Linked DNA regions of Homo sapiens: all the other regions are linked to region 3. The links are chromatin contacts, found by Hi-C or POLR2A ChIA-PET in ENCODE. All regions are on one chromosome and are shown on one strand. The core of a region is the stretch at or near the end of the contact, and the rest is flanking DNA. Distances in the headings are between cores, read along the strand shown. Region 1 has its middle 31 kb from the start of IQGAP2. Region 2 has its middle 28 kb from the start of F2RL1. Region 3 overlaps IQGAP2 (IQ motif containing GTPase activating protein 2).

Region 1 (3,122 bases), core at 160-2,659, 210 kb after region 3:
AGCCCTATAAGGGGTCTCTTCTTGGCCTCTCCACCTCCTTTCTGTCCTTTATGACCTCAATGTCACTCTCTCAACCAACCTGTGGTTGAAAATCGACATACAAGGCCCTGCTCCCGGCACTGTCTATACCTCTACCTGGCTTTTTCTCCATCACATGAATCAACATTGAGCCTATGTTTTACTCTTCATTTTTTTCTTTCTTTTCTTTTCTTTTTTCTTTTTTTTTTTGAGACAGAGTCTCACTCTGTCACCCAGGCTGGAGTGCAGTGGCCAATCTCGGCTCACTGCAACCTCTGCCTCCTGAGTCCAAGCAATTCTCCTGCCTCGGCCTCTGGAGTAGCTAAGATTATGGGCACTCACCACCACATCTGGCTAACTTTTGTATTTTTAGTAGAGATGGGGTTTTGCCGTGTTGGCCAGGCTGGTCTTGAACTCCTGACCTCAGGTGATCCGTCTGCCTCGGCCTCCTGAAGTGCTGGGATTACAGGCATGAGCCACTGCACCTGGCCGATTTTATTTCTTGTCAGCCATCCCAGCCCCCAGGAGAATGTGAGGCAAAGACTTGTGTTGTTTCTATTTCACCATTGTATTCTCCACGCCAGGACAGAGTGTGACATACGTGAGGTGCCCTATTTGTCAGATGAATGAATGGTTTATATCATGTGACTCTGCATGTGTGGCTTCAGGTAAATTAATTGATTAAGCCAGGAATTAGCGCCCTTACTCCAAGGCAGCTTCCCACTGGTTGGCCCATGTCCTGTGAGGGTGTCTGGCGTGAGAGCTCTGTCATGGTGACAGGTGGAACCCATAAACCCTACTGGTAGGGAGTTTGTGAGACCTTGAGAGGGAAGACCATGAGTAGGATGGGATTGAAGAAAGGGGCCACAGAGAAAAAGCCACAGAAGCTGCGGCACAGAGGCGGATAGCAGAGACTTTAGTCAGCAGGGACAGAAGCAATGGAAGCAGAGATAGAAAAATGATGAGTCATCCTAATGACAGAGAACTCCAGCCTGATAATCCCAGAGAATGACTCAGAAACCGGTTGAGATGCAAGGGCTGCTGCAGGGCTACTAGAGCTGCTCTTACATCTCAAACGATGTCCTGCATGTCAACAAAGCCCGGCCTGGTGGCTGGTTTGCTCGCTCTTACTTCTCTGCATATCCTAAAAGCAGCTTGCCATTAACCAAGATAGACTGAGGGGCCTCTGGCCCCTTCAACAAAGTCCCTGACAGCATGAGCCCGAGGACCAGCGTGGCCCTTGCCTGGCAGGGGCTCCCAGGGACTGGGCTGTGCTGGCCCTCACCTCCCGTGGGGAAGGCACCTGCACAGGGGTGGAAGTTATCAGGTCAGGCTAGGGCAGATGGCCTTGCTCATTCCAGGAAGCAGTGCTCAGCTGAGCAGTTTCCCTTCAAAGCGTGGCAGTGGTCATGGGAAATCTATGCAATCCCACTTTCAACGTACCCTTTCTCTTTAATGCTGTGCAGAGAAAAGGTCAGAGTGAGGCCTTGTTGCTAAGCCAAGTCAGCAAAAAAAATCCCATGTTTGCCATTCCAGCGTGGCCCTGGAGAGGCTCCTTTGAGGCTGCTGGGGTGAGGTGGGGGAGTCAGAAGGTGGAGTGTGTGCAGAGAGAGGAACATTGCCCCTGTCCTCCCTGCTCTGGGACCTGTTTGTTACTTGGTCTACCACAGGGCCTGGCCCCCTTCCTACCTGCCTGCCAGTCATTTACTGTCCTGAGTCATTTCCCAAGAACATACTTGGAAAGCTTCCCACCTGTCCAGATACAATTTTTCAATATGCTAGTTGTGCTATTATATGTACGTTTTTTTTTTATATTTTATATTTATAAATGTATATTTTTTCTTCATTTGTTTGTTTCATTTTGTTTTTTGAAATAGAGTCTTGCTCTATTGTCCAGGCTGGAGGGCAGTGGCACAAATCAGGGCTCACTGCATTCTCAGCCTCTTGGGCTCAAGCTATCCTCCCACCTTAACCTCTCAAGTAGCTGGGACCACAGGCGCATGTCACCATGCCCAACTAATTTTTTTATTTTTATTATTTTACAGATGGGGTCTCACTATGTTGTTCAGGCTGGTCTCAAACTCCTGGGCTCAAGTAATCCTCCTGTGTTGGCCTCCCAATGTGCTGGGATGACAGGTGTCAGTCACCACACCCTGCCACACATATTGGTTTTCATACACAGTTCCTGGCTCATAACTCCCACAGCCCTTATTACAGTAAAAAGAATATCTCTCTCTCTGGTCTTTCCCTGCCTTCCTTTGACCTCCCCATGGCAGGACCCTAATCTGATTGTGGGTCATGAGACCCTTATTCCAGAGAGGGTCCTGCCCCGTACCCTAGAGGTAGAAATGCTGTACAGAGAGGCCAGGAAGAATCTGAACAGACAGAACAGGACTTGCTGGGTTTAGATCATACCTTTTTTTTTTTTTTTGAGACGGAGTTTCACTCTGCCACCAGGTTGAGTGCAGTGGCATGATCTCAGCTCACTGTAACCTCCGCCTCCTGGGTTCAAGCGATTCTTCTGCCTCAGCCTCCCAAGTAGCTGGGACTACAGGTGTGCACCACCACACACAGCTAATTTTTGTATTTTTAGTACAGACGGGGTTTCACCATGTTGGCCAGGATGGTCTCAATCTCTTGACCTCATGATCTGCCAGCCTCGGCCTCTCAAAGTGCTGGGATTACAGGCGTGAGCCACTGCGCCCGACCAGATCATACCCTTTTTGTCCAATCACATTTGAACCAGGTTATCCATACTTCAATCATGCCTATCCAATGAAGTCTCCATAAATGGCCCAGAAGACAGGGTTCAAGAACTTGGCCCAGAAGACAGGGTTCAAGAACTTCTGGATAAGGCTGGGCATAGTGGCTCACATCTGTAATCCTAGCACTTTGGGAGGCCAAGGAGGGCAGATCACCTGAGGTCAGGAGTTTGAGACCAGCCTGGCCAACATGGTGAAACCTCTTCTCTAATAAAAATACAAAAGTTAGCCAGGTATGGTAGCATACACCTGTAATCCCAGCTACTTGGGAGGCTGAGGCACGAGAATCTCTTGAACCCAGGAGGCGCAGGTTGCAGAGGGCCAAGATCATGCCACTGCACT
Region 2 (2,979 bases), core at 48-2,547, 210 kb before region 3:
TTGGCCTAGAGAACTGGTGAAAGAGGCTTTTGTTGCTGTTGTGAAACGGGCCCCATTCAAGTCTTCCCTGCTCCCTGAAGCATCTCCAGCCCACTCTGGTGTTTACATCTTCTGAGTTCTGAATTCTGGTCCAGATCTCTTCCCTGAGCTCCACCCTCATCAATCTGATCTCCACCTTGGTGTCTAGTAGATATCTCCAATGCGTCTGACCTTCCCCAACCCTATGTAAGCTCTATGAGGCAGAGATTTGGTGTTGGTTTGTTCACTGCTGTATCCCAGAAGCATGCTTGGCACCAAGCAGACATTCAATAACTATTAGTTGAGTGGATGAATTAATAAACTCCTGTAGCAGCAACAGGCAAGAGTACACAATATGCTTTTACTGCATTGGAATGCTGATGTTTCCTGCTTGTTTAATTTTCCCAGCAGAACTGCAAAAACCCTTTAAGATCAGGGATGCTGTGCTTTTATATTCCTGTTGGCGTTTAGCACACAGCTGTGCCCATTGGTGATTTGTTGACTGATTAAACAGCAAGTCCCACCAACAGTACAAGCTCATGGCTAAAGCCACCTTTCTCAAAGAGTAGGAATCACATGCTAACTCAAGAAAAAAAATATGTTAATTCATATCCACAAACTTCTAAGCACTTCAGCTTGGGCCTTGTGTCATCTTAGTGGTATAATAGTTTTCCTATGTTTGATTCTTGTCCTCTTTAATAGAGTACGTCTCATTTACACATCTGGATTTTAAGCAGAGTTTTTGAGTCTTACTCTCCTCCTATCAGGCCTTCAGTGGCTCACCAGCACGATGTGAGCACACATGAGAAGCTCAGCCCACTCCTGCCTGTAGGCTTCTGACTTTGATTAAAGATAGAGGCCATGCAGTGCTGGAAGCCCCTTGCATACTATGATACAAATCCTTCAAATCCCTGCTAGGCTGAAAGATGGGGTTCTGATTTGCTGCTAGTGACATCACCCTTCTGGTAACCTTCCTCTCCAGATGTGCCTCTGCTCTGTTTATCTTAGAGCCTCATTTCACAGCAGCAAGAAGACACAACAGGAAGCCAATGTCTGAAGCTGTTCCCATCCATGCCAGTTTCTCATAGCCTGTCTTTGACACAAGAGCAGCTCAGAGTCAATTATGTTGGATTCATTCACTAGGAACTTTTTCCCACCAGAGTCCTTGTTGTGGGTGGAGCAGTCTTTTGTTCTAGCTGGTTTGCTGTCTCTGTGGAATTGCTATCAGAATGGCTGTTTGCTATTGGAATGACTAAGAGCTGCATCATTGCTACGTTAGGAAGCAATTATCTGAAAACAAATTCATTTTCTGAGTCATCTAGCCGATTTAGCCTGTGCCACTCTTTCCCCCTTCCACCCCCTAACATTTCACCAGTTAAACAACTAAAATGTCCTCCTATTCATACCTCCTGCTCTATTTGTCAGGAGATTATATATCTGGTTTAGATGGATCAACAGAGTTATTACTTTTCCCTGTGTTACTCAGTCTGTCCTATTCTAATCCTAGATTTATTTTCGAAAGACACATGGTTTTCTGGATTATTTTATCTGGCTTTCACTCCTTTGTGTGCTAGGTGACTAACATTGCACTCATGAGCTCAGCATCCTTGCTTCCTTCTTTCTGCCTTGTTTTAAAGGTATAATATTTTCACATCTTCTTCATATTGCGTATTTGTTTCCTGTGACTGCAGTAACAAATTACCATAAACTAGATAGTTTAAAACAACAGAAATATATTCTCTCACTGTTCTGGAAGCCAGAAGTCTGAAATCTGTATCACTGGTGGAAGCGAGCTGTCAGCAGGGCTGTGGGCCTTTGGAAGGCTCTAGGGAGAATCTGCTTCTTGTCCCTTCCGGCTCCTGGTGGCTGCTGGCTCTCCTTGACATGTGGCCGTATTATTCTAATTTCTGCCTTGGTGGCCACGTTGCCTCCTCTCTTGCTGTGCGTCTAATCTCCCTTTGCCTGGCTTGTGCAAGGACACTTGTGATGGTCCACCCAGATAATCCAGGATAATCTCCCCATGGCAAGATCCTTAAATTAGTCACATACACAAAGCCCGTTTTTCCTTATACAGCAACATTTACAAGTGCTAGGGATTAGGGACTGCTATCTCTGGATGACCATTATTCAGCCAACCACACTTTCAATTCCCTGCTCTCCACAATGCACAGAATATTTTGTATGTAGATTAAAAAGTTGGTGAGGAAGATAAGGGAAGAAAGAGCAAAAGAAAGGAAATAGAGGATAGTCAAAGAGGATTTTTTTGTAATCCTAGCGCTTTGGGAGGCCCAGGAGGGTGGATTTCCTGAGCTCAGGTGTCCGAGACCAACCTGGGCAACCCAGTGAAACCTCATCTCTACTAAAAGACAAAAAAATAGCCAGATGTGACGGCGTGCGCCTGTAGTCCCAGCTACTCGGGAAGCTGAGGCAGGAGAATTGCTTGAACCCAGGAGGCGGAGGTTGCAGTGAGCTGAGATTGTGCCACTGCACACTGTCAGGCTTCTGAGCCCAAGCCTGCAAGTATACATCCAGATGGCCTGAAGCAACTGAAGAATCACAAAAGAAGTGAAAATGGCCGGTTCCCGCCTTGACTGATGACATTACCTTGTGACATTCCTTTTCCTGGACAATAAGTCTCCAGAGCTCCCCACCGAGCACCTTGTGACCCCCGCCCCTGCCAGCAAGAGAACAACCCCCTTTGACTGTAATTTTCCACTACCTACTCAAATCCTATAAAACTGCCCCACTGCTAACTCCCTTTGCTGACTCTCTTTTCGGACTCAGCCCACCTGCACCCAGGTGATTAAAAAGCTTTATTGCTCACACAAAGCCTGTTTGGTGGTCTCTTCACATGGATGCACATGACACACACCAGCCTGGGTGACAGAACTAGACTCTGTCTAAAAAAAGGCCAAGCGCTGTGGCTCATGCCTGTAATCCCAGCACTTTGGGAGGCCGAGG
Region 3 (3,258 bases), core at 540-3,039:
ATGGAACAGCTCCTATATAAAAATATTTTTCTCGGCTGGGCACAGTGGCTCACGTCTGTAATCCCAGCACTTTGGGAGGCCAAGGCAGGCGATCATTTGAGGTCAGGAGTTCGAGACCAGCCTGGTCAACATGGTGAAACCCCATCTCTACTAAAAATACAAAAATTATCTGGGCACGGTGGCACACGCCTGTAATCCCAGCTACTAGGGAGGCTGAGGCAGGAGAATTGCTTGAACCAGGGAGACAGACGTTGCAGTGAGCCACGATTGTGCCACTGCACTCCATCCTGGGCAACAGAGCAAGACTCTGTGTCTCAAAAAAAAAAAAAATTTTCTCTACCATGCTATCCCTAAATTAAGGTACTTAGGCTACCACAAAATATAGGTTTGATGATAACATGAAGTAAAATGTTTATACTAAACTGTTAATTTTCCCCTTTGATGATAAAGAAGTTAGATAGCTATTTCCAATTACATTTTTAATTTCTCCATTGTACAATGTAATATTAATATAAATCTTACAATAAACAAACATCCTGGCTTAAGTAAAAGTTACCACAAGGTGGTGCTGAGAAGTTAGCTTTCTGAACATGGAAGAATCTTTGCTTTTAAATTTAAGTCTGATATTTTCTTAAGCTAATATTGATCAGGTAAAGATCTCATTTGCATATATCAAAAAATCTCATTTACTAAAAAATTAAAAAAAATATTGTATAGTTTCTGTTTGGCCTCAATTTTCAACTTTTTTTCTTTTTTTTTAAATCATTGATGTTGAGGTTTAAACTGTTAGCTTTGGAAAGATCACTTTTCATGGTATGGGCGTTTTACACCTAATCTCTGTGTGGGAGGTGCTTCCCAGCTGATTACTCAAACGGGCAAATGTTTATCAGGAAACTGTGTTTACCCAGTATTCCCATGCTGAAAAGAAACAGCAATAGCAAACTTCCTTCCCAAGCATTTAAATTCAAATGAGGCTGCTTATTACCTGAAGTATATAGGAAATCAAGTCTTAATCTAAAAAACAAAAAAGCCCATCGAATAGAAAAAGTGCCAATCTCATGTAGCTCTTCAACAGTTAATTTATTAAGCACCGTTTGGTACCTAACAGCCAAGTCAAAGGGCTGAGAGCATTCCAAAGGAAGTCATGGAATTAATGTCACCTTTGCTTCTCATGTCTAAGAGAGCACTTTTTGTGAGGTAGCAAGCCTCCTACCACACCAAAAGCTACAGCACACCTGTGCAGCTGAGTGAGGCCAGCAACGGAGGGGTTGCCCAGAGGTAGCTACCGACTCATTGACCCATGTGCTCCTACTTGTACAAATAATATCACTTAAAGTCCAGGAAGCAATAAAGAAAGTTTTAAAAAATACCATTTAGTGTATATCATGAAAGTAGTATATAGTAGTAGTAGTAGTAGTAGTTGTTATCTACTGAACCAAATTTTTCCATCTTAGTCACATACATTACTGCCAATATCACATGGCATTAGTTTTTTCTACCACTTTCAAGATAAAACTAGTGGTATTAGTTTTTTCTATACTTTCAGGATATACACTAAAAGGTACTATCGTAATGAAATGCAAACTTAAAAGGCAGGAGCTAAATTTATTTCAGCTTTCTTGGATCACATTATGTGTAGCTCATTTTGTACTATAACATGTGGAATGAATGTTTGTATATCAAAGCCTCATGGTAGAGCAGAAAGACCACAGGACTAGAATCCAGAAGCGCTGAATCCTGGTCCCAAAACTGGTAAAACCTCAGTGTGTGACTAAGAGCAAGTCACGTAACCCAAGCTTTCAGTTCCCTTATCTGTGAAATGAATGACTTAGACTACAATAACTTCCCAAGGCCCTTCCCCTTCTCAAGTTCCATGATTCTTCATTTAAAACATGTTAAATATAATAGCTGAGAGGCCTGTGCTGAAGTTCAAGTCTGATACCAGTGTTCTTTTAATTTTCTTAGAAGTAGGGAAATAATTGACTTCTTTTGAAGCCATTGGCTGGCTGAATTCATAATAGCACAGGTTCAGTTCTCACATATCCTGGTTTTTACTAACTGTGTGACCTTCGGCAGCCTCTCTGTGCCTCAACTGCCTTGGTGATAAAATGGGAGTAATAATAGTGACCACTGCACAGATATGTTATGAAGATAAAATGAGATTATACCAGTACAGTATTTTGTGCAGTGCCAGGCACATAGTTAAAAGCTCCATTTGTGTTAACCTTTGTTCTTACTATTCTTTGTTAAATAAATGTGTCCTTTGTATACAAACACTTATTGATAACCTATCAAAGTGGTTTTCTTACTTTTTCCAATGCCAAGAATCTCTATTTCACCACAGACTCCATGTTTGAAATAGTTTTATTTACTGAACCAAATTTTTCCATCTTAGTCACATATATCACTGCCAATATCATATCAAAATCCAGGGTTCTATACCTAATTTTCAGCCCCAAACCAAAGGAATCCTGAGGTAGCCTTATCATAGAGAAATTAGTTCAATTAAACCTCCTGAAGAGTTAAATATACAAACTCCAGAGACTTTAACTTGGAATCAATAGCACGTAAGCTGTATGAAGTAACAAGATGTGGTTCATAGTCTCTTAAGAGCTCAGAATTTAGGAAGACAGAAAGGCATAACCACCATACTAATTTAGGACAGAAAGAGGAGGAAAGGGAAAGGAATGGTTCAGAGCACAGAGAGAATTCTGAGCAAGGAAGGACTTGAAAGAAATAAGCAGGTGCAACTGCCTCCCTCACCTTACTTCCAAATACTGCCATCTCCAGATATCCCTTCTGAGAACCTAGGATTAGAGCCTGTCCTTTGAGCTAAGAAACTGTCTTTGGAAATCTTATTTATAAATGCAAATATGTTCACTGTTAGAGATATAATCAATCTGATATAAGGGTTCAATCAGTTTCTTAGGGAAGGAAAAGGTTCTAAGGGAACAGAGTGTTAAGACAAGGAAAGTTATGCATTAATGCCTGAGGAGCAGGTTCAAAGGCCACCTGGTAAGCAAGACAGCCACCTGGCTGTGTGGGAGCTGGCTAGACAAACTCTACTCCACAAAGCTCCCAGAGTACCTGGACGGCTGGTGAACCAGAAGTGGGTCTGCCAGAGCCATGGCATCACCATTGCACCTGAAAACATGGCTGCTGCGACACAGCTACAGTATCAGCAGCGGGAAGAGTAATCCTATCACAGAGGAGAGGCAGACATAGCTTCCGTTTGTGGCTGCCCATGTAGAAGAATCT

Evidence for each region. A loop is a pair of places that touch in the nucleus more often than their neighbours do. ChIA-PET counts read pairs that join two places held with the same protein, here RNA polymerase II (POLR2A). Pooled maps may share reads with other maps.
Region 1: a pooled map shows a loop between it and region 3 (2.5-fold over the local background). The contact joins two enhancer-like sites. A Hi-C loop is called at or near these places in 7 of 50 pooled maps. POLR2A ChIA-PET finds 5 or more read pairs at or near these places in 6 of 52 experiments (IMR-90, T-cell, activated CD4-positive, alpha-beta T cell and 3 more).
Region 2: a pooled map shows a loop between it and region 3 (5-fold over the local background). The contact joins two enhancer-like sites. A Hi-C loop is called at or near these places in 1 of 168 maps with a recorded cell type or tissue (K562) and 3 of 50 pooled maps. POLR2A ChIA-PET finds 5 or more read pairs at or near these places in 1 of 52 experiments (Panc1).

What each region holds. Positions count from the first base shown.
Region 1 is chr5:76,370,652-76,373,773 of GRCh38, reverse strand. No RefSeq gene overlaps it. Among named protein-coding and RNA genes, the nearest start is that of IQGAP2, 31 kb to the left of the region's middle. RefSeq lists enhancers at 876-1,170, 1,117-1,910 and a cis regulatory region at 704-1,367. Within about 2 kb of position 1,409, at least 6 of the 41 ENCODE cell types and tissues checked have a DNase peak (open chromatin) inside an H3K27ac peak, as active enhancers do.
Region 2 is chr5:76,789,094-76,792,072 of GRCh38, reverse strand. No RefSeq gene overlaps it. Among named protein-coding and RNA genes, the nearest start is that of F2RL1, 28 kb to the left of the region's middle. Within about 2 kb of position 1,297, at least 15 of the 41 ENCODE cell types and tissues checked have a DNase peak (open chromatin) inside an H3K27ac peak, as active enhancers do.
Region 3 is chr5:76,580,947-76,584,204 of GRCh38, reverse strand. The region is part of intron 5 of IQGAP2 (IQ motif containing GTPase activating protein 2); the gene reads right to left. Among named protein-coding and RNA genes, the nearest start is that of F2RL2, 41 kb to the left of the region's middle. RefSeq lists an enhancer at 1,889-1,978. Within about 2 kb of position 1,789, at least 4 of the 41 ENCODE cell types and tissues checked have a DNase peak (open chromatin) inside an H3K27ac peak, as active enhancers do.